Linked DNA regions of Mus musculus: regions 1, 3, 4 and 5 are each linked to region 2. Evidence: chromatin loops called from intact Hi-C (ENCODE). Cell type or tissue: heart. All regions are shown on one strand. Region 1 overlaps Gm46959 (a long non-coding RNA gene). Region 2 has its middle 3.4 kb from the start of Gm32190. Region 3 overlaps Gm32328 (a long non-coding RNA gene). Region 4 overlaps C530044C16Rik (RIKEN cDNA C530044C16 gene). Region 5 overlaps Gm38809 (a long non-coding RNA gene).

Region 1 (5,000 bases), 67 kb after region 2:
GTTTCTTGCTGGGTATTTGAATGAAGATTATGGTAATTATCCAACTGAGGGTATGAGAAAGGGTACAATTCAAGCCAGTTGTTAGAATTGCTGGCAGAAGTGAAGAGTTCCTGCGAGGATAATGGAAGATGAAAGAGAGAAGGGCTCATGGGAGACAGCCCTTCAGTCTGTGTCCTTGTGAAATGCAAGCAAACCCACGTCATGCTGAAAACACCCTCCCATCCTCCATGGGGATGCTTGCCCCCAGTAACCCACAGGAGACTCTGGTAACCACAGGGAAGGCTGTTATTGAGAGTGGTCTGATACACTAAGACTCTCACCTAATATTGGCCTCTGAGGATACCATGGATGAAGACAGAGTTGGAAAATATGCATCCTTTTTCTTGGCATAGACCTGGAAGATGATGGTTTAATGATACCTTTGTCGCCAATAGCTTTCATTTATGTCCACTCTGGCGTGGCTCAGTAGAACTAGATCCTGACTACCCTTTGTCCTGACCTTCTTTTCAAGATGGCAGCTGCCATCCTTCCTTACTGGATAACAATGTGACTGTGTGGAGAAGAATTTACCAATGTGGGACTGGCTGGATGGCTCAGGGAGGAAGGGCAGTTTCTGCTAAGCTTGATGACCTGAGTTGGCCCCCTGGGACACATAAGATGGAAGGAAAGAACAGACTCCTGAAGGTTGATCCTTCCCCTCCCCCATCCCCGTGCAAGCTCATATGTGCATGTGTGCACAAACAAACAAATAAATAACTCAATAAAATCTAAAGTTAAAACTGTTGCCTATTTGGGTGCTGGATACCAGCCACACTGCCATCTGCGTTCCTTGCAGTTTGAGCACCTGGATCTCCAGTTTATTCTGAAGGCAATTTTTCAAAAGGTAGATCTATAAGACATATCCAACTTCACTGCTTACGTAGACCAGTGGTTTAGGAGCCTCTGTTTTTGCAATCTGTGAACACCCAGAGCTCCCTGCTTTCCTTCCCTTCCATCTCTGATAGGTTCCTCCCCTGGGAGACGTATGCTGAATCCCAGCAGAGTGAACATCAGCCAAGAGAGCTCTGCCTTGTCAAAAATGATCTCCCACATTCCTCCCATGAAGTTTTGAAGGCCTAGATGTAGTTTCTCAGCTAGGTTTGGGGAGTTCAAACATGCCAGATAAAGGAAAGCCCCTTGGGAAGACAGACAAAACAGACTCACTAGTGGAATGTGTATGTGTCTTCATAGACAAAGGGCCCCCGAGGAGGTGACCCTTATGCCAAGATTTGAGACTGAATGAGATTGGACTAGTAAAAATAAAATCCCGAGAGCATTGGGCAGAACCTTGAAATGGGCAGTCTGGGTGGAGAGGAGGCCAGAGCAATGAGGGGGAGAAGAAGGGGCTGGAACAACTGATGGAGGGAAGAGGGTGGGCGGGAGAGCAGACTTTAATGGAGCATTGACAATCCACTCCTAAGGGAAGATTTTTGAGTTGGCTTTTTCTTAAGTAAGCATCGCTTGCAAGGTTTTGAGCTGTCCATCCTTAATTGGGAATGGGGTCAGGAATGGGGCAATGCTTTAAAAATAGTGCTTGTTTGTTTGTTTGTTTTTCCCATATGGCCCTGATCTAATTGTACCGAGGTAACAAGAAAAGACTGTGGGTCCTGGTGGGGATCAGGCTTAATCACAAAGGGAATCCATGAGAAGTTTCAAATAGGGAAGTGACATCTATTTACCTCGTGCCACCAGCTACTAATGCCTAGGGCTTGGATGAGGGCAAAGGACAGGGTCTGTAAAAGTCATGATGATGGATGTTAAGGAACTATCTATATTAAGTATTGAAGGATGACTTGGCTGGCTAAAGAATGAACGACTTTTGATCACAGGGAATTTAAGCCAGAATTAGTCTCTAACTTGCAGCTGTTTTGAACCAATGAGTACTGGCAGTAGCCTTCTAAAAACTGTACACCAAGAAGAAGCTCACTGTGGGAGGGGTAGAAGCCATCGCTGACATATCTGCCTTGGGATAGGAGGTACGGTAGGCAGACATGAGTGTTCCTAGATTGAAAACAAATGTGTAACCTCAGCTGAAATATGCAGAATTGTTTCATTTGTACTCTTGACTAAAACGGGGAAAGGATTGTGCACACTGTAGATCATTTGTGTCTTATGATGAGTTGAAGGATTTTTTTTTAATAATAATTCAGTGGCTCTTTTTGAATATCCAGATGTTAATAATAGTTTCCTGCTATGTGATTAGAAATGAATCTGCCAAGGGAAAAATCCATGAGGCCTTTTCTCTTGGGGGAAGCTGAGTTACTTCTGTTATGTTCTCAGGCTTCCTGGGGAAGTCTATCAACATATGAATTAATGATGGGAACTGGAGTCTGGCTGGTCACCAAGGAATTACCCGCCTTGTTTTCCAACTTTGACCTTTATTATTTACACACTCAGCTTGAAATAGGACAAATGCAGCAACTTCCCAGCTATTTCATTCCTGGAAACCCAGCCATAGTCTGGATGCTTCTGAGAGTGGAAGAGCTATGCATTTCATAGGGAGTTTCTGCTGTCTCTGGTTCAAGAGGCTGAGACCTGCAACCTCATTAATTAAGAGATGATGTGAATGGCAGCTGGGGACTCTCTCTTTTCCATTATAAATTCCCTGACAGAGAAAAAGTGAAAATTCACACACACACACACACACACACACACACACACACACACACACACCCAAGCTTCTGTGAAATGTTCAATAGCTGGCTTGAAGGACATAACAGTGTTTAATTGTTCAATGCTTAACGTGCTCATTTAGTTTTCTCTCGAGAATAGGTTGTCTAGAATAGATCTGGAATCTGTTTTGGAATAAACTGTTCAAACATTACAACACACCATTTGCTGACATAAAGATGTCATAGACGGCTCTAATACTCAGGGACTGAGGCATCTCTGGCATCAGCCTGGTAGTACAGATGCAGCTGCAATGTTTATATGTCATCCCATGTTTAGGCACCGTGCCTTTAACAGTTTGTTGTTCAATTTGATCTTCTCTTGCAAAGTGGAAACATCACAGCAAAGGGGAGGTCTCTCTCAGTGCTGTTTACCAGAGGGTAGTTTTTTTTTTTTTTTAACTTGATGGCATTTTCCTGAGGAGGTAAAGGTGAGCTGAGTCTTGTAGGAACAGCAAACTACAGTGAAGGCTGATGCTTTTCACTCACAGCGAGACAGGTGCTGAGGTTGGCACATCTTCCACCACCAGGGCTCAGTTCTTCCGCAAGCGCACTTTCATGGGAACGGTTATTATGATTCCCATTCAGAGAAGAGGAAACCAGAGTTTACTAACTTGCTCAACAATATTTCCAGGGTCATCTTCTCAGTGGGAACTGTAGCTCTGAGGCACTCCCAGCACGCTCATGGCACTCTTTCTAGAAACCCATGGGATCAATGTGCTGTCGACCTCTGGATCTGGATAGTCTACAACTGAGGATTCAAATAACAGTAGATTGGATATATGCCTTCTCTACCCAGCATGTCTTGTCCCCCCTCTCTAAACAATGTAGTTCAACTGGGTAGCATTTACACTGTAGTATACTAGGCATGAAGAGACAGTTAAGGACACAGGAGGATGTGTGGGGGCTATATGCACACAACATTGTGATTCATCATTGTGACTTCACCATCTTTGGATCTGAGATCCACCGGAGATCCTGGAATCAGTTCCCCATGGATACTGAGAGACAATGGTGGGTTTTCTTTTGTTTGTGTTTACTTTGTTTTACCTTGTCCATGGGGCTGTTTTTTTTTTTTTAACTGATGATGTAAACACCTCAGAAACAGAACTGGTATAGTCAAGGCAGAGGCACTGTGCGCGCGCCCTGATGCAGCTCTCCACCATGAATTTGTGAAGGGAGGAAAAAAAATAAAGCCAGTTTCACCCAATAGCATTCTTCATGGAGCAGTAAAATATTAATATTCATTAAAACAAAATAGAATATTTATTTTCTTAAATCATACTCCCTAAGTTCACATTTTAAAAAAAGATTCAATTTGTAAAGTCCTTGTCCTGTTCACAGAAAAATTATTGCTGCCTTGATGAAAAGAACCAGCTTGGTGGATTTAGCTGTGAATGGAGGTGTTGCGTCTCCCATGGGGCTCCAGTTTTACTTGTAGGAATGACAGAAAAACTTTGGATATTCAGATTTATCGATCTATTTGCATGAATAAACTGAGTGAACTTGTTGTGTCCAGAACATAACTGATAGTGTTTATGGATAAGATTAAAAATTGAGCTTCCCGAAGAAGTTTGGAAGTTTTGACAATTTGGTTTCGCCATCATGCGCCTGTGAGCTTCAGAATGGGTGAGGAGTATGCCAACGAGCTGAGAAGACATGTTGGCTTATGACTCTGTGCCACTTGTGATTCTTCTGTAAAACAGAATGTGCCAGAGTCTGAAAACTTATAGAGCAGAGAGAATTAGTATTTGCGCTTAAAGTTACAAAACCACGTGTGGATGAAAGTCCAAGGTGGACAACGGACCTGACTGTACCCATACTGTAATGGTTTGGTTCTTTGGTGTGATCACACAGCAGTGGTTTGGCTCTGCACTGTGATCATGCAGCAATGGTTTGGCTTTATGTTGTGACTGTACAGCAATGGTTTGGCTCCATGGCTTCAGAGGCCACATTTTAAGTAATCTTTAAGAAGCTGCCGCTTGGCAAGTTCTGGTGAACTCGCACCTCTTCGTAGCCCTCTGTATACCTCTACGTACTTGAAAAGTCTGTCCAAAGGCCTCTTCGTGTTAGAAAGCAGCATTCCTGATGCTGCATAAGCTCTGTGTAACTTCAATCACAGCAGCATATGACAATGGGTTGAGTATCAGGAGTGGGTAAGAGAATTCACCGTAGTTTGTTAAACTAGACAGTTGTAAGATCTGCAAAAGTGTAAAAGAATGCCACTCCCTTCCAAACATTAACCATCGTTAACTGTGGCAAAATGCAATTAACATAAAGTTTATTGTCTTC
Region 2 (5,000 bases):
AGTAAGTAAAAGGTAGGGAAAGAAGATGAGTTCTTTGATGTCTCCCCCTGGGTTGTGTACAGTTGACCCAATGTCCCTCTCTTGCTTAATGAAGGGGCTTTATTCTGCTCACACTCAAGAGTTGTAGCCTGTTTCTTTGCCTAGAAATGGACATTAAGTTCATGCGCTCTAACAAAAAGGTGGGATGTCCAAAGAGTTAGGGAATGCATACGGGAACAAATCATGGCATAAGAGGCAGCAGAGAAACACGGCGCCCAACTCTCTTCAGGATAGATGGTCCAGCAAAAGAGGCTATGAGATGTATGCGGCCTGCCACCTGTTTTTGTCAATAAAGTTTTATCGGAATACATTCGTTTACATTTTGTCCATAATTTTTGTGTCCACTTGGTGTCAGAGTTAATTTGTTGTGATAAAGATTGTATACCTAATAAATAAATAAATACTAAAGCACAGTTTGCCTTTCATTGAAATTTCTGTCATTTTTGGCCTATAGAATCTGTTTTTGTTTATTGCCTATCACCTGCACCAGCCTTGTGTCAGGTACTTTCATTTCTGGGACTTTTGTAGGTGATATCTCTACCCCAGTGCTCTGTCTGCTTTGTAAACTCACTCCTGTTGTTCTGATGTTAGTATAAATGTCATTTCTCCCATGACACCTTGTTTGGCCCTCAGAAGCTTAGCTAGGTGTCTGTCCTTGCTTCAGAAAATTCAGAATTTGCTACCAGGATGTGAGTCTATGCTGACTGCTTTGTATAGTAATTGTTCAGATCAGAGTTTGGGTCCCCAACTGGACCCTAAGCTTCGTAAGGGCAGGAATCTACCCGTTAACTCTGAATGCCAAGTAGCAGTCACGGAATGCTTAGTTTTAAACCTGATGATCTCACAACCAATGTAGATGTTGCTCCTGTTATAAGTATCACACACACACACACGCACACACATACACACACACACACACACACACACACACACATACACACACACACACACACACACACACACACACACAATCTATAGAAATTCATCATCATACTTTGCTTTTTGAAGAGAATGGGCTCCTCAGTGGACATTCACTGTGGCAGGACAGTGATATCAGAGCCACCCAGTACCACACTTGCTCCCTGCCCCCCAAACATCTTCTTATCAACTCTTCTCTCCCCTTTCTGAGTAAACAGAGGATAACCTACTGAGATTGAAATTATAGAGAATTTAAGAATGAATCTACTTTTTCTTGACCCCTCTACACCAGAATGCTCAACTTTAGCCTCAAGGAGAAAAGTCTTTCCCTCATGGCTCTTAGAGCATATTTATTCCCTTTTTCCTTTTACAGAGAAAGTGGAAAACCAATCCTGTGTGTTATTTCAAGAAGGCGATTTCGTTGAATCCCTTTTCCAGGAAGCCAGGCAGTGGCTTGCAAAGCTTATTTCCTCTTGGCAGGGCTCATGAGATCTTGGTCTGCCTATGTGTAGCTGTGAACTGGCCTCCGAAGACAGCTACCTTAATTCTTTCCTCAAATGCCCAGTGTTAATGTCTAAGATAGTCGCATCTGTGTGAAAGGACATCTCCTGGCAAGGCTTACTGATGTTAATCCACTTATTAAATGAAAGTTGGTAATATTATTCGGATGAGATGGTCTGAATTCCCAGATATACCTCAAATCCCCAATTCAATTTTTTTCTGAGATGTGGAAATTTTCACTGCCATGTTTGCACACCATGAAGTGCTTACCTCTTGTCCTCATGCTCTTGTTTCGGCTCTTTTTATGGTCATTTCCAGCAGGCCTGCTTTGTCATGTTTCTTGCAAGCCCTCAGAGCCTATGCCCATTAACGCCAATGCTCTTTCATTACCACAGATGAGCACTTACGACTTAGTATCACAGGCATTTCCTCTGCAGTCTCTTCCACTCTCTTTTTAAGGCAAGGAAAAAAGCTCCTTAGAAGAAATTATGTAACTCTAGAAATAGCAGCCAGCATTTGAGACATCCTGTGACAGCGAAAAGCCAAATTCCAGATGTGGGGTTTTGATTCTCCAAAGAAATGTGCGTAAGGAAGGAGGGATTGGAGTCTGGTCAGGAACGCCTGAGACATTTGCTGATTGTCCTGTCCATGAAGTGAAGCTCCAGACAGGCAAGGAGAAGGGAGTTGGGACCCAGGCCCAGACCATGCTACCTCTGGCCCTATTTGTCCAGAAGCCCACTGTCTAATGGTGGACTTTCCCAGGCCTGGCCCATCAGGAACAACTTCCTGATGGTCTCAGGAAGTGCTTACCCCAGGAATTCTCAAGTAGGGCAATCAGGACAAGGTGCCCTCCCTGCTCCTTCCTTCCTTTCTTTCTTTCCTTCCTCCCTCCTTCCCTTCTTACTTTCTTTCCTTCCTTCCTATCTCCCTTCCTTCCTTCCTTCCTTCCTTCCTTCCTTCCTTCCTTCCTTCCTTCCTCCCCCCCTCTCTCTTTCTTTCTTTCTTTCTTTCTTTCTTTCTTTCTTTCTTTCTTTCTTTCTTTCTTTCTTCCTTTCTTTCTTTCTTTCTTTCTTTCTCTCTTTCTGCATCTGTTTTCCTTTGGGGTCCTCTCTGCGTATGTTGAACAAGTAACTCCCTGAGCTTTTAAAGTTGACCTTTTGCATCCTTTATCTGAAGTAACTGCTTATTTTTCTGGTTTAGTTTAGTCATAGTTGGTATTTATTTTTTTTCAGATCACACACAGACATGCTTTCAAGTTTTGTCAAGAAATAAACAACATAATAACATTCATAAATAACATTCATAAATATTTATCATATGCAGATATGTGAAGATTTTTAAAGGAAAAGGGGGGACCTGGGGCTGTGTTAAAGTGGAGTTCAGCAGGAGAAAAGGAAACATTCTTTATTTTATTGTTTGAAAACTTGAAGGCAGTCACACAAGGAAGAAACACAAGGAAGTTTTCAAAGCTTTCAAAGGAACCGTGTTCTGTCCCCAGTGTAAAAGCAAGGAAAACAGCTCTTGATTTCCTTAGAAATTTGGATCCGCTGTCCCACAATGACAGGGTGAAGAAATGATTGCACTTAAGAGACGCTGAGTCATGGAGGAGAGGACACTGGCTCTGGAACCAATCAATGACCTAAGACAGAGCTGCTTGGGTCAGGCCACTTGGCATTCCTGCCTTCCCTTTCTCGGAGAGGCCTGTGCTGTCTCCTGGGTCTGGAAGAGAAAGTTGCCTGTAGTTCACTTCAAGAGTCTGGGAAGTGACTGGAGCTCATCAGACAGGATGCAGGGGTTGGAATGGTGGGCACATTCTGAAAACATCTCTGGTTTTGTCTCTGGTTTTGTCCAAGCAGTCGCCCTGGGTTTGCTAAGTAGTTGTCTTAGAGCATTTTGAGAAGACCAAAAGACTAAGAACTTTTTAGGGACCCTGATTAGGTAATACAGAGTGGAATATTCTTGATCTGTGTAATTTCTGCCCAAGTTTATTAGGGTATTTATGGTATCCTTTGTCACTCCCCTCTTTCCCAGACAAAGCACTGTTGTCTTTGGGGCAAATGACTCAGTCCCAGGGCCCCTTCCTGGGCTCAGTGGATGTTTAGTGCCCTTCCTTGTTGTTACCCAGTAAGTGACAGCTACACCCAGTCTTAGTGCATTTGGGCTGTTGTATAACAAAACACTATGCATCAGGTATAAGAACAACTCCTTAGTCTCTTACATTTCTAGAGGCTTTGATATCTAAGATAAAGTAACCTGCACTCTGGGAAAAGACAACCTCAGTGGAAGAGATGCAAGGTTTCTCTCCAGCCTCCTTTGCTTTCTCACCTTTATTTTGTAGCACTGGAGATGAAACTCAAAGCCTTGTGCACGACAGACAAGGATTCTACCTCTGAGTTACATTCTCAGACCATTTTTATTTTATACATTTTGAGAAAAGGTCTTGTTAACCTGCCCAGGCTGGCCTTCGAAATGTGCAGTCCTTCTGTCTTAGCCTCCTGTGTACCTGATGTTAAAGGCATGTGCTACCAAAGTTGGTCAGGCCTCTTTTATAAGGGCACTAATCTCAAATCAGGAAACTCTAGCCATATATCCCAATCATCTCCCAAAGGCCTAGCTTCCTCACATATCACCCAAAGAGGGAAAATTTCAACATGGGTTTAGGAGATGTGCAAACATTTATATTATGGTATGTTCCCATTCTCAGATGCTACCGTCAAAAATGTCTTCCAATATCACTGGGTTGGGACAAAGAGAAAATCTAGCTGAAAACCTCTGGTTAGGCCAAAGTTTGACTTCTGTTTCCTTCTCCCTGCCACTAGACAGGCGTGTCTCTTGTCTCTCACTCACACACTTATCCATGTCATTTATTCTTTGCTCACAGGCCTTTCTCCTCTAGAAATGCCACACTGAGGGACATGGATGACTATATAAAATACAAAATGAAGTCTTTGTACTGATGACTTAATTTTTTTTACATTAACTTTTTTTCTGGGTTGGTGTTAAAAATCCTAAGATATACTAGCACTCAGGTTGATGTGTGCAGAAATTGTGTGTGCCAGAGCTGTTTCATTTAGTTGTACAGGTTTGGAGTTTGAAACTTGAGGCAGCACATGTGAAGTGGAGACAACCGAATTTCCTAGCCTCTAACTCCAGGAAGTGCTATCTACGAGACACTATGAGGGAGGGGCCCCTTGATGCTGACGCTGAGGCTCTGTTCTGCACTGTTCAAGCATTGGAAACCTTTGTTCAATCAGACAAAGCTGACATCCAGCATCAACCCAACCCCAACATTCCAATTTCCAGAAGAAAACCAATCAACTCTATGATTTCATGTAATGAATGGCTCAGCCTGGCGCTCATCGGCAAGTGGGATGTAGGAACTGCACCTCCCAAAGCATCCATGGTGAGAATATTAAAGGGGACATTAGTCTGTGGGGGATGGAGAAGGGTACTCACTTTCTGATCAGCTAAAAGATGGCAAGAGCTCTGTTCTGACCCTGTGCCTTTTACTTCTTAAGTAATGGTAATATTTGATTGAAAAC
Region 3 (5,000 bases), 46 kb before region 2:
CTACCCTATTGGTCGCTTTCACACAGAGGAAGTACGGCACAAATGAGGCCTGGGCGGTATTCTTATGGGAAGGAGAGGGTTACAATGACCAAGTGCAAGGTAAAACATGGGGGCATTTCACTTAGCCCAATTCCCCAAGTTAACTGATCACAGATTCCTTTTCATGAGGGTTACATCTTAAGGGGAAGCTTAGGTTCCCTGGAGGGTCCTGTGGGAAACCCCTTTCCATGAGTGTTATCTCTGTGAGCTCATGTTGCTTGGAGGGCACTGTGGGAAACCCTGAGCTTATCCAGCCTGAGCCCTTAGAAATTATATTTCCTTGACAGTCCAATTATACACGAGCTTGTCACGTCTGAACACACAGGCGTCAGTGAGAGAGACATAGACTTTCAAACCTTCCCTGGTCAGTGACTTCAGTGCCTGGGAGGAACTGTGTAAAACAGAATTGGAATAGAACGTCCATCTTCACGCTCTCCCTTGTCCAGTGCCTGGCTCATCCGTGCCCTCTGCAGGATCTGTCCCGACTCCAAGTGGTTGTCTGTCGCAGAGGATGCCTATCTTGGTTGGAACCAGCTGCATGAATAAGGGGTTGGAGAGAAGGGCCCAGTGAGCACGTGATGCGCTCAGGCCGTGGAACTCACATCCTCCATGCGAGCAAAGAGTGAACAGCTCATCATCTTGACGTTATGAGATGCAGGTCACTGGGCTAAAGGACACCAGGTGTCCTCTTTTCAGAGGGTAACCTGAGCAACGCGTTTGTATTCGGTTGAGTTTGATCTCTAGCCCTGAACTCTGATCTTTTCACCCGCCCACAGGAAATCTGACACAAGACCTAGAAGTTCTTCAAGGTGAGCGAAGTGTCGCCTATGTATAGAAAGTGGCACAGTGGCACATGATGCCATCTAAATTGCCTTAGGTTTTTGTTGTTGTTGTTGTTGTTTGTTTGTTTATTTTTGTCCCAAGTGTGTGCTCTTTCAGCCTCTTTCTAATTTGTTATTGCCAAATGAATACAAATAGCCATTTAACAGTCTTTAAGTGACAATTATGTAGGATTTAGTCTACTCACCACACTGTACAGCCATTAACACTATAACTTTATAGAAATTTTGCATCCTGCTGACTGAACTATGTTCATTAATAAAAACTTTCTCCTGCCCTCCTCCTGTTCCAGGATATCCACTGTTTCCTGTCTCTGTGAGGGGCTCTTTTCCACCTTTGTTCTTGTTTCTGTTTTTCTTAGCACAGCCTCTCAATGTTCATTTGCATTGTTGCACTTCAAAGGGTGGGAGTGTGCCGGCTTTTTGTTAATCTCTATGCTGAGCCTAGAATTGAATCAAGCTGTGTTTCAGCAAGTTATGGTTCATCATCTTCTCCCAAGGAGAGATTTATGCAAAACAGTAGTGTGTTATTAATAACACACAAACAAAACAGAGCTTCACTCTTTCTTTGGCCAAATGATCTCCCATTGTTATTTGTGCCACATTTCATTTATCCACCCATCTGTTCGCACTTGTTACCACCTTTTGGCTGTTGTGAATAGTGCTACTATGAATGTGGGCCAAGGCAAGCCTTGTTTGGAAGGTTCCAGTCCAGCTCTGCAGCCTGGAAGGCCCAAGTCTCACTCAATTTGGAGGATTTAAAAGGTAGACAATACTTGGCTAAAGTTTCGGTTTGGAATCTTACTATCTTGGTGTCTTCTTCTTTCTTCTCATGTCTAATTGAGCTCTTACACCCACCTTTGTGTGGTGTTGATGGGTGATGGAAAGCCCTAAGTTGGAAAAAGCTCCAAGGCCGGCTGAGTCCTGTTCCTTTTTGTACTAAGGGGGTCATTTGCTGTTGTGGAACTGAAAGTATTACAGCTGAGTGACAGTTGTTTAATATTCAAATTACATGAACTTTCCGTGTTGTGGTTTTGCCATTTGAAGCATTGGCCTCTTCCACGTGACTGAATTTGTAAGCTGGAACTGTGTTTATTAACAGAGGCTGACAAGACTCTGCTGAGCGCTTAGATGGACTGCGGTGACGTGGGGTCCAGAAAGATGGTTTGGGGGTGGCTGGAGCCCACACTGGCCAAAGTTTAAATTTCACAAGAAACTTTCTTAGAGATGAAATCCATGTTTTCACTCATTTGGGCTTATTACGTGATGATGGATGTGAGACAAGAGGAGACGGGCTCCAAAACGGGATTCTAGAAGTCAAAAGTCAGAGGGATTGCTGTTTTTCAAGAAATTGTCCAAGGGGGACCACAGAAAAGCACTTAATGGTCTGATTTTATTATTGTTTTCTCTCACAGGGCCTTCTTGGCCATGGGTATAAATACACACTCATTAGCAGAAGTTTCCAGCTTACATTTTCTCTGGAGAATAACTAGGGTCTGCTCATTCCAAGATGGGTAAGTGGGTCTGGAGCCAGTTTTCAGGGTTGTTATGGCCCAGAAACGGGTGACATCATTCTCTTCTGCTCTCAGTTGAGATCTGAACCAACTGGCCTCAAACCTTCAACATGTTTAATTTAGTAATGTTAGGAGTGTCCTGACCTGATAAGTCAGTCTCAAACAAACTTGTGCAAAACTCTGATGCAATATTAGTAAGATCCAAATAGATCAGAAACTATAGTTATTTTTTTTTTACCATCTTGAAAATTATGGTTTTAAATTACTAAAGAGAGTTTATATGGTTAAAAATGATAAGCAAGCAGATTTGTTTTGTTTTTAAACAGGTTTCAGTTTTAATTTAATAATTAATTTTAAAATTTAATTTTAATTAAATTTTTTTATTAATTTTTAAATTTATAAATATAATCACTCATAAATATGTTTATAAGAATGTGCAACAGGGAAGAACTGTCTGCAGTCTCACACCCTAAAAGCCCTTTTGCAGTTCTTTACAGTATATTCTCTTTGTTAATTTTTTTATAGTCATAACCATAATTTAGGGAGAACTTTGCATCTTTTTATTTTCATTTAATGTTGTGTGAAAATGTCTCCGGTGTTTTCACATGGCCTTCAAAGCCTTGCTAGAAAATGACTCAATCAAAGATGAGCATACAATGCACTGTGATTAAACTCCAGACTTAAACTACACTGGAGGCATTTCCAGATCTGTGGTTCAAGATCTGGCCATTCCAAAGGTCTCTGACAGAGGGCAACCGGCAATCCTTTTGGCGACATCTGGGGAATCTGAATTGCAGACTGGAGTCCAGTAGCTAGCCATCCAATCCTGGTCTGGTTGGTTGTTTAGTGTCAGGATCTTAACCTAATTTCTGATTATCATAGTCTTAAATATCCGGTTTATTTATTCATTTTTGAGTAGGCTTTAAAGTGATGCAGCATAAAAGGCCTGGGTACAGGCATTGAATAGGAGGTTCTGAGAAAGGAGCCTGAGCTCTAACTACCAGATCCCCTCTTAGTAATTTTAAAGGCTCAGTCCTGGCTATGGAGGTCTTGGTTGACAGATCTTAGAGACCTCCTGTTCCCATGGGAACCCGTTTTACCAGTAACGTGTTTCTGTTGCAAACCCCCTTTTTTAGGGCATAAGATCTAGAGGCCAGAGGAAGACTGGGTTCTGGTGGCAAGAGGGTGCTCAAAGGCACAGGTAGAGATGAGACTATGATGTCATTAACGAATGCAGGTGAACAGGACAGAGATCTTGTGGGCGACTGACCAGGCGTGTTCATCACATGAATGTGGCAAGGAACCTGGGGAACTGATTTCGTAGTAGGCTCGACAGACAGCAGAGAGCACGCAGAGAGTGGCATAAAGAGGACAGTGATCAAGGATAATATCCTCATGAAACGACATGTTTAAGAAGAATACAGAAAGGATAACCGCTCTTCTTAACCAATACACAGTTCCCAAAGCCTCAGAAATGATTATTCAAAAGTCACTGTGAATCTCCGAGTCCTAGAAGACAGCCAGAGAGCTTCCCAGAGCTTAAGGGAGCCTGTCTCAACCACCAGACTTGAGTTTTTCCTGACGCCGATACAGGCCATGTACAAAAATATTAGCATTCCCTGTTCAAACAAATAGGATATAGTCTGGGGAACACACGGTTGTCTAATTTTACTTTGAAAAGATAACAGTTAAAAAAAAGCCCAGAGTATAAACAGTAGACACAGGCTATGCGCTGTGACCCTCCCAACCCACAGTGGAGTTCACACTCGGTAACAAGAAGACTGCCTTATGGAGGAGAAGGAAAAATAGCCTTTGCTTTTTCAAGTTTGTTCTCGACAAAACTCTTTTCTGAAGGTGTGTTTTCTTTTCCCTTCTTTTGCCCCCTTCCTTCTTAGAATTTTACACCATCCACCATCCCACCCGCCTGATCCTTTTTTTTTAAAGCTAAGTGGACGCTGAAACCCAGCCTGCATGTTAAGAGTACATTTCCTATGCAAACAAACACAGCTCAGACCCAAGAGTAAGGAAAGCAGTCCTGTCAACCCGAAAGGACCCAGTGCATGGTAATTTCTGTAACTGAAGTGTCTGAAGGATCCCAGGGTACAGGAATGACCCATAAAACGGGACTGGGACCACACAAAAACATATCCCTGGCTCCAGGTGGGCACTGAAGATAAGCAGAAAGAAGAGTAGGAAGCAGTCGACTTGCATCAGATGATCTTCAGAAATCCCCCTTTAAAGTTAGAGATTCCCCCTTTAAAATTAGAAATCTCCCCTTTAAAATTAAAGTCCTTTCTAAGCCTTTCCTAGAGCTGGAGGTTGGGAGGAAACAGGGAGGCCACCGAGACGGAGACACTCCCGAGTTTCTCTCTCGAGGTCTTTCCAGTCTTTGCCAAGTTTCTCTGGACTCAGATCTCAAGCCAGAGATTGCCAGTGACTTAGCATCTGTGAAGATCTTATACAGGGGAGACTCAGAGGCAAGGTGGCTGGGATACATAGCATGTTTTTTTAAATCTTATTTTTTCATTTCTTTCTGAGATTATAATATCATGTCCCCCTCCCCTTCCTTCCCTAAACCCTCCCATGTACCCATCTTAGCTGTCTTTCA
Region 4 (5,000 bases), 300 kb after region 2:
CCACAAAACTAAGCAACAATTTCACATTTTTTTTCCTAGCCTCTTTCAAACTCCTTTACAGAATCAAGAGAAAGGAAACCTAGGCCGCCACAGAACCAGGCAGCGTTGAGCAGTATTCAGACAGAGCCCGAGTCCTGTTTCTTATTTATTCTGAACAACTTGCCGTCTGGTAATATTTTTCTGTTCTATTTTTAATGGCTATAAAGTTTCTATCACATTCAGTAATTATCTTCAATCTCAAAAGGAGAGGGGAAATTCTACAATAAGAACAACATGAGACATTCAGTGCGCAGGTGCCAGATAGTGTTGTTTTGTTTAGTGGGGATGAGATTGTAAAAATATGGTTCTTTATAAATGATGTTCTCAAGCTTATTTATAGACACCGTGACACTCCCTCTTAAACTCTTTATTTAATTGCTAACAGAAACGTTATTTCAAAGGGGAATTAGGGCGGTGAAAATATATTTTAAAGTGGTAGAGTCTCCAGAGCGATCCAATTGTTTCTCTCTATCATCAGCTACAGCTACTTAGGAAAAAAGAAGTTGGGAGGTAATTTAAGCCACAGCACACAACAAACAAAAGCGTTTTAAATTTCTCAGGAGCAAGCTGTGCTGTGCTACATCTTGAAGGAGATGGGAAGGGCTATCAAGGAGAATTTATTGTCTGGTGGCCACCTCTAGTTATTTAGTGAAAGTTGAGAGCAAAAAAAAAAAAAAAAAAAAATTCAGTGGTGGCTAAGAACACAGGGGTAAGCTCTGCTTTAAGGAAGTGTGTGTGTGTGTGTGTGTGTGTGTGTGATGGGGGGTGGGCTTTGCCAACAGTTCCATTTTTTAGATAGTACATCTAATGATTATACTAGGGTATTATGGTTACTATTGAAAGACTAAGACATGAACCACAACACTACAATTCACTAATCATGAATACGTATCATGATACAGTCAGGTTAAATGTATCTACCACACTTACCATTCACCATGGAATCCGTGAAAGCTAATTCTTTCCACTTATTGATAATGCCTATCAGATGGACATAAGAAAAGTAAATAAAATATTTTCCCCCAAAGGAAAAAAATCCAAAATCAAAAATACTCTACATCTGTCAAAGCATACGCATACTCGTTAGAGCCTCCTTCAGTTAAGTCATCTCTCTGTTTTGTTCATAATTCAGTATTCTAAGTTCATACTCTATCTGAGAATCAGGCTGATGAGAGTTTACTACAGAAAGGCCTTGGAAATACTATCCCATTCACTTGATAATCAAAAGACACTGTGAGGGGTCTCGGTTGTCAGTAAAGGAGTCTGATAGAGGAGAACGGAGGGCATCAGATGTATCCTCACAGAGTGACCTCAGATTTCTCAGTGCATCTGCAAGGGACATGAGGTAGTCTTTTCTTTGTTCCTGACACAGGCTGTGACTCTAAGGGGCTTGCAGGTCAGCCACTTCTGACTTCTTGGCAGCTGCTAAGCTAGGATTGCCCTGGGAGGACTGGAGGGTGGGGGTGGGAGTGGGAGGCAGACGGGATCCAGAACAGAAACCCAGGCTGGTGAAGCAGAGGGGATGATGGCCCTGCGACACTTTAATGCAGTGCGTTTTCTTCTGCTGACCTGAACATGAGTAAATAAAGATAACCCTGGTCACGAAACATAACCCACTTCCCTTCCAGAGGGACACTGGGGAATTCTGGTCAAACGTGTCCTGCCCACATGAGCTGCCATCCGGCTGAACGTGACAAGTGTCAGTATGTCAGTGTTAGCCACAGCCTGGATGAGCTGCTCCAGGGGAGATCTGCCCTGCTGCCCCAGAGTCCACTAGGAGAGCCTCCACAGACTCTGTTATCAAAGTAGATGAATGGCGACCTACCTCAGTTCTGTTTCTCATTAAATATTTACAGAGGGATTATCCCAAGTTTTGCCCGTTTCTTTGGCTTTTCTGTTTGGTTTTGTTTTCTGGCTTTAACATACAAAACCTCACCTAATAAAAATTGCACCACATTCAAGGCAACGTGTTGAGGGCACTGCGGTTAATGTAGCTTTACTGGTGTTATTTTAAGTGTCTGTACTCTGAATTCCCTTGGAATCCATGCTCTTAACTCCCACAAATATGAACGGACCTCCCACGCCTGTAGGACCCCGCTGTGTATTTATTAGGAAGCAACTCCACTTCTAAATGCTGCACACCGGGCTGCCCCCGCCCCACCGGGTGCTCGAGTTCCTGAACATGCGTGTTTAAAAATGTCCCTTAAAAAAATATGGCTTAGCTGGACAGGCAAAACATTCTGTGTAATCAGAGAGCATGTTTAGGAAACACTGTTTGCGGAGATGAACCGTGCTTTAATGAAACGTCCGAGGGGATAAATAACTCAGTCCCCTTCTCCGGGGTCATGGGTGCTGGCTTCAGCTCTGGTCATAAAACAAAGTGGAGTCGTGGTCCCCGGAAGGGAGCGATGCAAAAACATCAAATGTTTGGCCTGGAAATGCAATGCGAACAGAGACTAAAACCAGGCCCTTTCACTAGCACAACAAATATTAAAATAACCACTTCAAAGGCTTGGGGGGTGGGGGGGGCATACAAAGTTAAAGCCAGAGAGAAAAACCCCTCAGGTGAAGTCTGGTTGGATATCTGAAGGGAGACCTTTCACCGCTGTCTCGAGAAGTTTCACTTAACTGTAAAAGATGATGAGGGTTTAATTTATATTTAAACCAAGGTTAGCATCCCTCTCCTTGTAGGACATTCTTTCCTAAGCCCTGCACTGAGGGTTTTGTTTTGTTTTCTAGGCGGTGCTCCATCAGCTTTAAGGCAACGCTCACCCTAAAGATGGATAGATAGCTATAGCATCACCAACTTTGAACAATGAACTAAATACTGTTGAAAACAGAAATTAAATTTTTGTAGGCTATCCATTTTTATCTGCATTGCTTAATGAGCTCTAGCACCGAAAATTCTGTGTCCCCATAAAAACCTATTCAGCATTCAGTTTTCTCAAACTTTAAACCTCAAAAAAAGTTATGGCATCACTGATGGTGTACTGCCACCGTCTGGTCATTTTGAGAACTGCAGGTAGGTTCCCTTTTCTTCAAAAACTGAGCTGTTTTCACCAACACATGTATCTTTTGGGGAAGAGACTTGTTAGACCTACCTAAGTGTCCTAAGAACACTCAAAGGAATTCTGAAGGCTCCTCTTGTTGCCTCACAGTAGGAAAAATCAGATCCACTTCACACCGGGGGGCCGGGGGGCGGGTTCTCTGAAGATTGCCATTTACAGCAGGGGTATGGGATGAAGAGAAACAAAATTCTTAGTTTACACTTAAAACTTAGACTCGTAACTAGCTAGTACACCTGTGTGTCACCAGACATTAGAATCCCCTTGCCATAGATGAGGATAATAATCATGCCTGACCTGTAGGTACTGGAGGGTAAAGGAGATGATGCCCCGGAGGTGCTTAGCACAGCGTCGCGCTCACGGCAGTGGTCAGCGATGAGAGAGATTATTAAAACTCGTATTTATTTAACTTCCTTTCAAACATACAGATGAGAAATCACAGTGTTGGCAAGGACTTCGAGTGCCTGGATCCTGTCCCAGACAGAAAGTTTCCACGATTTCCTTTACGTCATGGGAACGAGAGGATCTGCCAACCTTTAGAGAAGTAATCTTCCCTCCCAGCTCCCCACAGGCTAGGCTCACAACTGCTCACCCCCAGAGCTACTGCTGAGCAGAGCTGTCCTGCCCTGGCCCCCACCTCCCTCCTCTGCTCTGTTCGGTACACCGGCCCTGGACATCTGTATTTGCACTGCTCTCTCGGGGCCCCCGTTGCCCCTGGGTTCTGTCTTGCTTTGTTTATTTAAATCCCACCTCTCTGGGAGACACGGATCCCATCTTTCTTAAGAGTTTGCCTCCCATCCGCTTCCTTACTGGCCACCACTGGCAAGGGTTCATTTTGCCAGTGATTCCCTGACAGTCACACCCATGAATGGTGGGAATAAGATGTGAGTATCTCTATGCCCTGTGTAGCCACGAGAGTCTCACATCTCTGGTCCTCATCTCTGCAATAAAAATATATGTCAGCACCCATCTCACTATCAAGATGGTGTGTCGGGACACAAATTGGAAACAAAGCCTGCACTCCCCATTCTAAATTAGCAGAGAACAGCCCTTCACAGATTAGAAAGAGGGGGCCTGTCACACGCCTGGGTGGCACTAAAAGACTATTGTAGCTATAAGATAGAAGCCAGACCTCAATCTCTTGTGGCTCTTTTGTCCCCACGTAGCCCCATGTTTAAAGGATTTGTGCATTCTTGCTTCCCACTCCCTCTGTCTCTGGGTGGTAAAGAGGTACCTGGGCATGGACAGAAAAAGTTCAGCACCAGGTGGCGCCTGGGCTGCGGATCGGACTGAACCGGTTGTGCAACACTGCTTCTATTTCAGACACAGTGGCTTTAAGGTTTCTTAACATCACTTTGTTCCTCCATAAAATATAAACTTTTGGCCACACCCCTACCCCACCCCCATCCTATCCCACCCTTGTCTTACCAAGTTCCTGCAGATATCAGAGTCCACTGCATAGTTCTCAGCTCAGTTCTTTGATTTTTTAAAAGTCCCCACCTCAACCAGCAGAGGGCGGTGAAAGACAAACTGAGCTCTGAGTCTCTCTCTCTCTCTCTCTCTCTCTCTCTCTCTCTCTCTCTCTCTCTCCCCCCCCCCCCCCCCACTGCCCCTCGTGCGCATACCTAGGCTGAGGACTGTTGTCCCCTTTAAAGGTGCAAGGAATTTGATGGTAATGTTATCACTCCTGTTACCCCTCTGTATGGCCCATGAAGGGTTCTGAGGCACAGCCAAACACCCTGAGCTGGAGAAGGGAGGGGGTTCAGTGCAGAAGACAGGCCAAGCAGCAGTGCAGCTACTTGGAAGTGAGGTTCAGAGCAAAACAGGAGAGACCCAGGCCTGCACCCCACAGACCTGGGAAGGGTGGCTTACTGAGAAAAGTCTGGGGGAAAATAA
Region 5 (5,000 bases), 120 kb after region 2:
AGTTCCTTGCACATAAACAGCTCAATTTTAATATCAAGTGTTTACATGCTCACAAGTTAAATATAACGCAGTGTGGAGACTACATTGGGATATTTGGAACAGTATATAGAACTTGAGGAGAAGGGTGACCATACACTCTGGGTTTTGAGGAGAAGGGTAGCCATACACTCTGGGTTTTGAGGAGAAGGGTAGCCATACACTCTGGGTGTTGAGGAGAAGGGCAGCCATACACTCTGGGTTTCTAGGATGGGCTTTCCTTTCACACAAGGTAGAGTGGACATGGAAAGGCATCTCCAGACTTGGCTGCTTCACTCTCTGTCAATTCAGATATTCAGCTATTTAATGTAATTTGTTAGCCAGCGGTCCTCTAAATCAGGCATGTACTTGTATTTTAGTGACATAGCCAGACTTTAGATACTGACTCTGACTCCCTTTTTTGTGTGTGTGTGTTTACAAATTTATTCTACAGCCAAAAACAATAGGATTTATTTTCTTTGGGAAAGTAACCTCCGGGTGGTAGGAAAAATTATATATGTAGCGTTGTTGTTTGCCCGTAGACGGTGCAGTTTGTTTTCCTCTCTTGAAATGTTTGCTTTCCTTCTGACATGGAAAATATCCAGAGATATAGTGTGCGTGCACTGGCATGCATATATCCTTGCCCTTGGGTAGAAATCTAGTGTCCGTGGAAGAGTGTGGCGTTTGATTGAAAGCCAGAGAGCCTGGCAGTTTTTCAGCGGCTCCGGTCCACAGTTCTCCCTGAAGTGAATGTCACCAACTGTGGACAATGCGCTCGCTCTCCTTGAGAATCTGAGACAAGCTGCTGGTTAATGTCTCTGAAACAGCCTGTTAAGACTGTTGCTACAAATTAGAGTCTGGATCATTCCAAAACCCAGATAGATTCCTTTCATCCCCCAGATGGCCGTCTGATTGGGAGCTGGGCAGGATCAGGTTTCAGGTTGTGACTTAATGATTCAGGACAATATTTATGGTTATTACTTGACAGAGGGCAGCGGGGAAAATTAAGGCATAGCCCCATGCTTCATTTATGACAAAAAAACAAATTCATGGCAGGACTGTGGATTAGAGGTGGCATCTCGGAGCTGCAGGCAAAGCCCAGGTACAGTTCTGAGATGGTCCGTCTGAGCAGGCACAGTCAGGCTGGCGAATCCAGACTTCAAACCCTTGGCTAAAGCATCACTAGTGGAAAGAATGAAGTCACCCACCAGCAGCACATCCAGGGTAGACACAGCTGTGTGTGAGGGATTTCAGCACAGAGCACATCACTGCTCTGTATGTGTAGTGATCACACAAGTCAAAAAATGCCACCCAGGGCACATTTTTTACTTTATTATTAATCTTGGGACTATCAACAAGAGAAAGAAGTAATTATGCTTGCCACTTGTGAGTATTTGGTTTCTCCGGTGTGTAATTTCTACATGAGCCTCTAAAACATGCTCTATATAATGCCATTTCTTACATTGCCCCTGAATTTTGAGAATTCTGCAATTGAGCGATAGTGAAAAAAAAAAAAAAAAAAAAAAAAAAAAAGACTGGCTAAGAGGAGGCCCGGGAAGGGGTTAAGTAAGCCTTGATTCCATTCATGGAAATATAGATCAGCTAGGAGAAAAGCCAGCAGAAGGTTTACCCCTTTCGGCTAATCCTCTGCTCCCTCTGGGAACTGAGAATACACTCCTATTCCTCTGTGAGGAGACAGAAAACTACACCGCACACTACGAATGCATTTGACCAACTGTGACATTTTTTAAATAAGGTTTTAACTGGTTTTATTACACCAACTGTGTAATTTCAAAATGACTCTGTCATCTATTATATCTATTATAAACAAGTACTTTGTTTAACCAAGCCAATAATAACCTTCCCCGACCGAGACGGCTGGGGTTTGAGAACAGAGTTCTCTGATTGTTTAGATAAGGGGAAGGAGAGTCTTTGGCTAGGAAAAGCAAAGCAAGCATGGTTTGGAAAGAAAAAAAAATTAAATGTGTCATGCTATTCCCAATAATTTGAATTTTTCCCTCTGCTGTGTGCAGGAAAGGCTCCTACTTGCTGAAGTCCACCTCACACTACTACAATCTTGGTTACAGCTTGCACAGTCTGTCCCTGGACTCTCAGCTTTCAAAGGCACAAAACAGCCAGGCTGTGTGAATGTCATCCCTGGTGCTTTGGAATGGACCATGCTACATTCTTCTCTGTGTATGACCTGAGGGAACTGTCAATCTCCAAATCCATCTAGATGCTAGGAATGACAGTTCCAGTCTCATGACATTGTGATAAAAGTTTGGTAACACTGTATGCCTGAGACATGGGGAAGAACTCTATAACTAAAAGCCCCCTTCTAATCTCCATGGGGCAACGCCATGCCAACTATGCCTCAGAATATGCAGTTGTCGTAGAAGCTATGACCCGAGGGCTCCTAGACACCCAGCCCTCTCAACTACAGCCTCCTCCAAAGTGACCCCATTCTGTCTGAACTGACCAGACATCTGCAGTGGTGCCATGCTCACTGTGGCTTCTTGACATTCTCTGTCTGCTTTTCTCCCGCCCCAGGGCACATTTTCAAGCTAAAGCTTACCTAATTTAGCTTCTGGGACAAAATATCTACTTTTCTGGGAGGCTTAGAGGCTCTGTGACTTTGCAAAGACTCTTAAGAAAGCTTGAAGCAATCCAAGCCTCCCAATGCATGGGGAACATTTGTGTATACACATGTGACTCCTAACTATGCCTCTCCCCCCAACATACACACAGTCAGGTACTCACACTTACACACTCACACAGTTCACTCTCACACATACACAGACTCACACATACTCCCATGCTCTCAGTCTCTCTGTGTCTGTGTCTCTCTGTGTCTGTGTCTCTGTGTTTCTCTGTGACTCTGTCTCTGTCTCTCTGTCTCTGTCTCTTTCTCTTACACACACACACACACACACACACACACCTCTAAGATTTAGAGTTCTGTGTAGATGTATCCGTTCTAGACTTTCTAGCACTCTCAGAAGGTAACTTAGTCTCTTAAGACCAGGTTAAGCATCTGGACGCGTCAGCAAACAAACATGCTGTCAAATAGCCTCTCTTTCAGTTTTACAGACATATTATCCTGCACTAAAAAGCAATATGGATAAGATTTTTGATATTGGAAGATAAGTTGCACTCTGAAGCGATGGCTGTTGCTTTCCTTTCCCATGGACCTTGGTTGTCCTTGTGACAGGGACCGCCACAGTCCTGCTGAGACACACACGGTGGGAAAGATTCCTTGGAGCTTTTTCTGCAACACAGAGTGGAAGGATCTATTTAAAACAAACTGTCTTTAACTGCAACCAAGCTGGGGATCTAACCCTGCAGATTTCTAAGCCTGCTTGTGGGCGACAAGGCACAGACCCAAACGGAAAGCAGTGCAGAACCCTCGGGGAGAGGTAGACACAGTGGAGGCCAGTGCACCAATTAGGGGAGAAGCGAAACAGATGACGCCTGACATGGGCTGGAGAAAGAGGAGAGGTTTCAAATACACATTGAATTCTGTTTTCTCCAAAGGTCAGCTTTAATCAAGTTCCCATGTAAATATTACCAATATAAACCAAGTAATGGAGGTTAAATGGCTGCGCTTGAGGTCACTGACTCTTGGTCAAGCTGGAAGATTTCACATGAAATGGACCAGTTGTAATATACCTGGAGGGCCTCAGGCCCAGCCATGAAACTTGAGCCCCCTGCCTCCTCTAGCTGTCAGATGGAGTGTAGAGTGAAAGAAAGAGGGGGGCAGGGCAAACACCAGATGCATAGGGGCCCTGAGGATTTTCTAAACACATTAAGCTTAGACTCTCTGTGGCTGAGAGTAAATGGGCAATCTCATGTATGTTTGACATATATGTTAGTACTTCTTGTTTGTTGATGTCATTATGAAGGGACACCTAACAGTCCTAAGAGGATTCCCCCCTCCTTGGTTCTATGGGTCTTTGATGCATTCTTTGCAGAAGTGCTGCAAGATCTTGCTTTAGAGGCAGAGCCTCTGTGCCCAACTAGAGGAGAGCCAGGCCTGCAGGGCTCTATTCCTAATGTATAGGGGAGGAAACTGAGGTAGAAAGGTCAGATAATTTGCCTACGGCTGCAGGGTTGTAGGATGGGACTTGAATTCAGATCTGACATCAGTCCATGTCTTTAAGCACACAATTCAAATCATTTCCCTAACTGGCATCCTTAAACTGGCATCTTCTCACACCGGCTTAATCTCAGTTGTTTTCAACTGGCTTCTAAGTAAATGCAGCTTGCCATCTAAATGCCAGAGTCGCTTCTTTGGAAGATGGTCTTCTAATCAGAGATGTGGACAGATTCCCACATATTTTAAGCCTAGAGATAAACCCATGTGCAGAGCACACACACACACCATGGAGAGTGGGAAGGATGTTGGGCCAGCTCCTAAGAGTAGCAAGGGAGCCTTCCAGCAGCTACTGCTCACTAGTTCTAGGAGCTTCACTGCTGCCCCAGAAACTGTCTTGCTCGCTCTTGAACCAACCGCATGATGGGGCAGAGTGAGACTCAGTCAGGGTTTGCTTTGATGCCTTCTTCTCTGCTTCCACAGGAAATGGCCTGAGAACCCAAGGCTTCTGAAATGCTCTGCCTGTCATCTTTATGGGAACACCAGACCATAAAGTGCAGAGAGATGTGTGCAGATAACTGTGCTATCGTTTTCAAGGCAAAAAGGCTTAGTAGGGCAGAACCATGACACTGATATACAAAAGCACAAGCCTAAAGAAGCTGTGCTCATCCAGTTCCACTTTCCTGGGACTGTGGATGGAAAACACGCGCTTCACTAGAGAGAGAAGTTGATGGTGTCCCCGGGAAGCCTTGTGCCTTCAGATCTTCTGGAGCAGTTGTCTCTAAACTTCCATTCTGCAACAGGCAGGGTTTGCATGCCTGAATAACTCAACACCAGAAGTGAGAGCAGTTCATGACTCATATGTGTCCTGCACGCATCAGGGACGAAAGAT

What was found. Peaks named below come from ENCODE experiments on the same cell type or tissue, not always from the same donor. Only the 100,000 strongest peaks of a DNase experiment are listed, where the experiment ranks them.
Region 1: it touches region 2 in a loop (2.6-fold over the local background); 2 of 42 quality-filtered maps call a loop at or near these places.
Region 3: it touches region 2 in a loop (2.0-fold over the local background); 5 of 42 quality-filtered maps call a loop at or near these places.
Region 4: a loop joins it to region 2, with 6 times the contacts of the local background. A loop is called at or near these places in 2 of 42 quality-filtered maps.
Region 5: it touches region 2 in a loop (1.9-fold over the local background); 2 of 42 quality-filtered maps call a loop at or near these places.

Annotation. Positions count from the first base shown.
Region 1 is chr6:51,034,179-51,039,178 of GRCm38, reverse strand. All of the region lies in intron 3 of Gm46959 (a long non-coding RNA gene), which reads right to left. The region is part of intron 1 of Gm31746 (a long non-coding RNA gene); the gene reads left to right. Among named protein-coding and RNA genes, the nearest start is that of Gm31746, 25 kb to the left of the region's middle. In heart, no CTCF peak of the experiment used is centred here; a DNase peak (open chromatin) is centred at 2,388.
Region 2 is chr6:51,101,534-51,106,533 of GRCm38, reverse strand. No RefSeq gene overlaps it. Among named protein-coding and RNA genes, the nearest start is that of Gm32190, 3.4 kb to the right of the region's middle. In heart, no CTCF peak of the experiment used is centred here; DNase peaks (open chromatin) are centred at 1,973 and 3,113; H3K27ac peaks cover 1,378 bases.
Region 3 is chr6:51,147,645-51,152,644 of GRCm38, reverse strand. The region is part of intron 1 of Gm32328 (a long non-coding RNA gene); the gene reads left to right. Among named protein-coding and RNA genes, the nearest start is that of Gm38810, 4.1 kb to the left of the region's middle. In heart, no CTCF peak of the experiment used is centred here; a DNase peak (open chromatin) is centred at 2,334.
Region 4 is chr6:50,806,360-50,811,359 of GRCm38, reverse strand. The region is part of intron 4 of C530044C16Rik (RIKEN cDNA C530044C16 gene); the gene reads right to left. It overlaps Gm31455 (a long non-coding RNA gene), which reads left to right. Exons shown (of 5, transcript XR_869068.3): 3 at 40-169; 4 at 3,533-3,648. Among named protein-coding and RNA genes, the nearest start is that of Gm31455, 13 kb to the left of the region's middle. In heart, CTCF peaks have their summits at 3,047 (motif pointing left) and 4,399 (motif pointing right); a DNase peak (open chromatin) is centred at 3,619; H3K4me3 peaks cover 378 bases; H3K27ac peaks cover 1,154 bases.
Region 5 is chr6:50,980,561-50,985,560 of GRCm38, reverse strand. The region is part of intron 2 of Gm38809 (a long non-coding RNA gene); the gene reads left to right. Among named protein-coding and RNA genes, the nearest start is that of Gm38809, 7.1 kb to the left of the region's middle. RefSeq lists enhancers at 751-1,594, 3,231-4,490. In heart, no CTCF peak of the experiment used is centred here; no DNase peak of the experiment used is centred here; H3K27ac peaks cover 3,903 bases.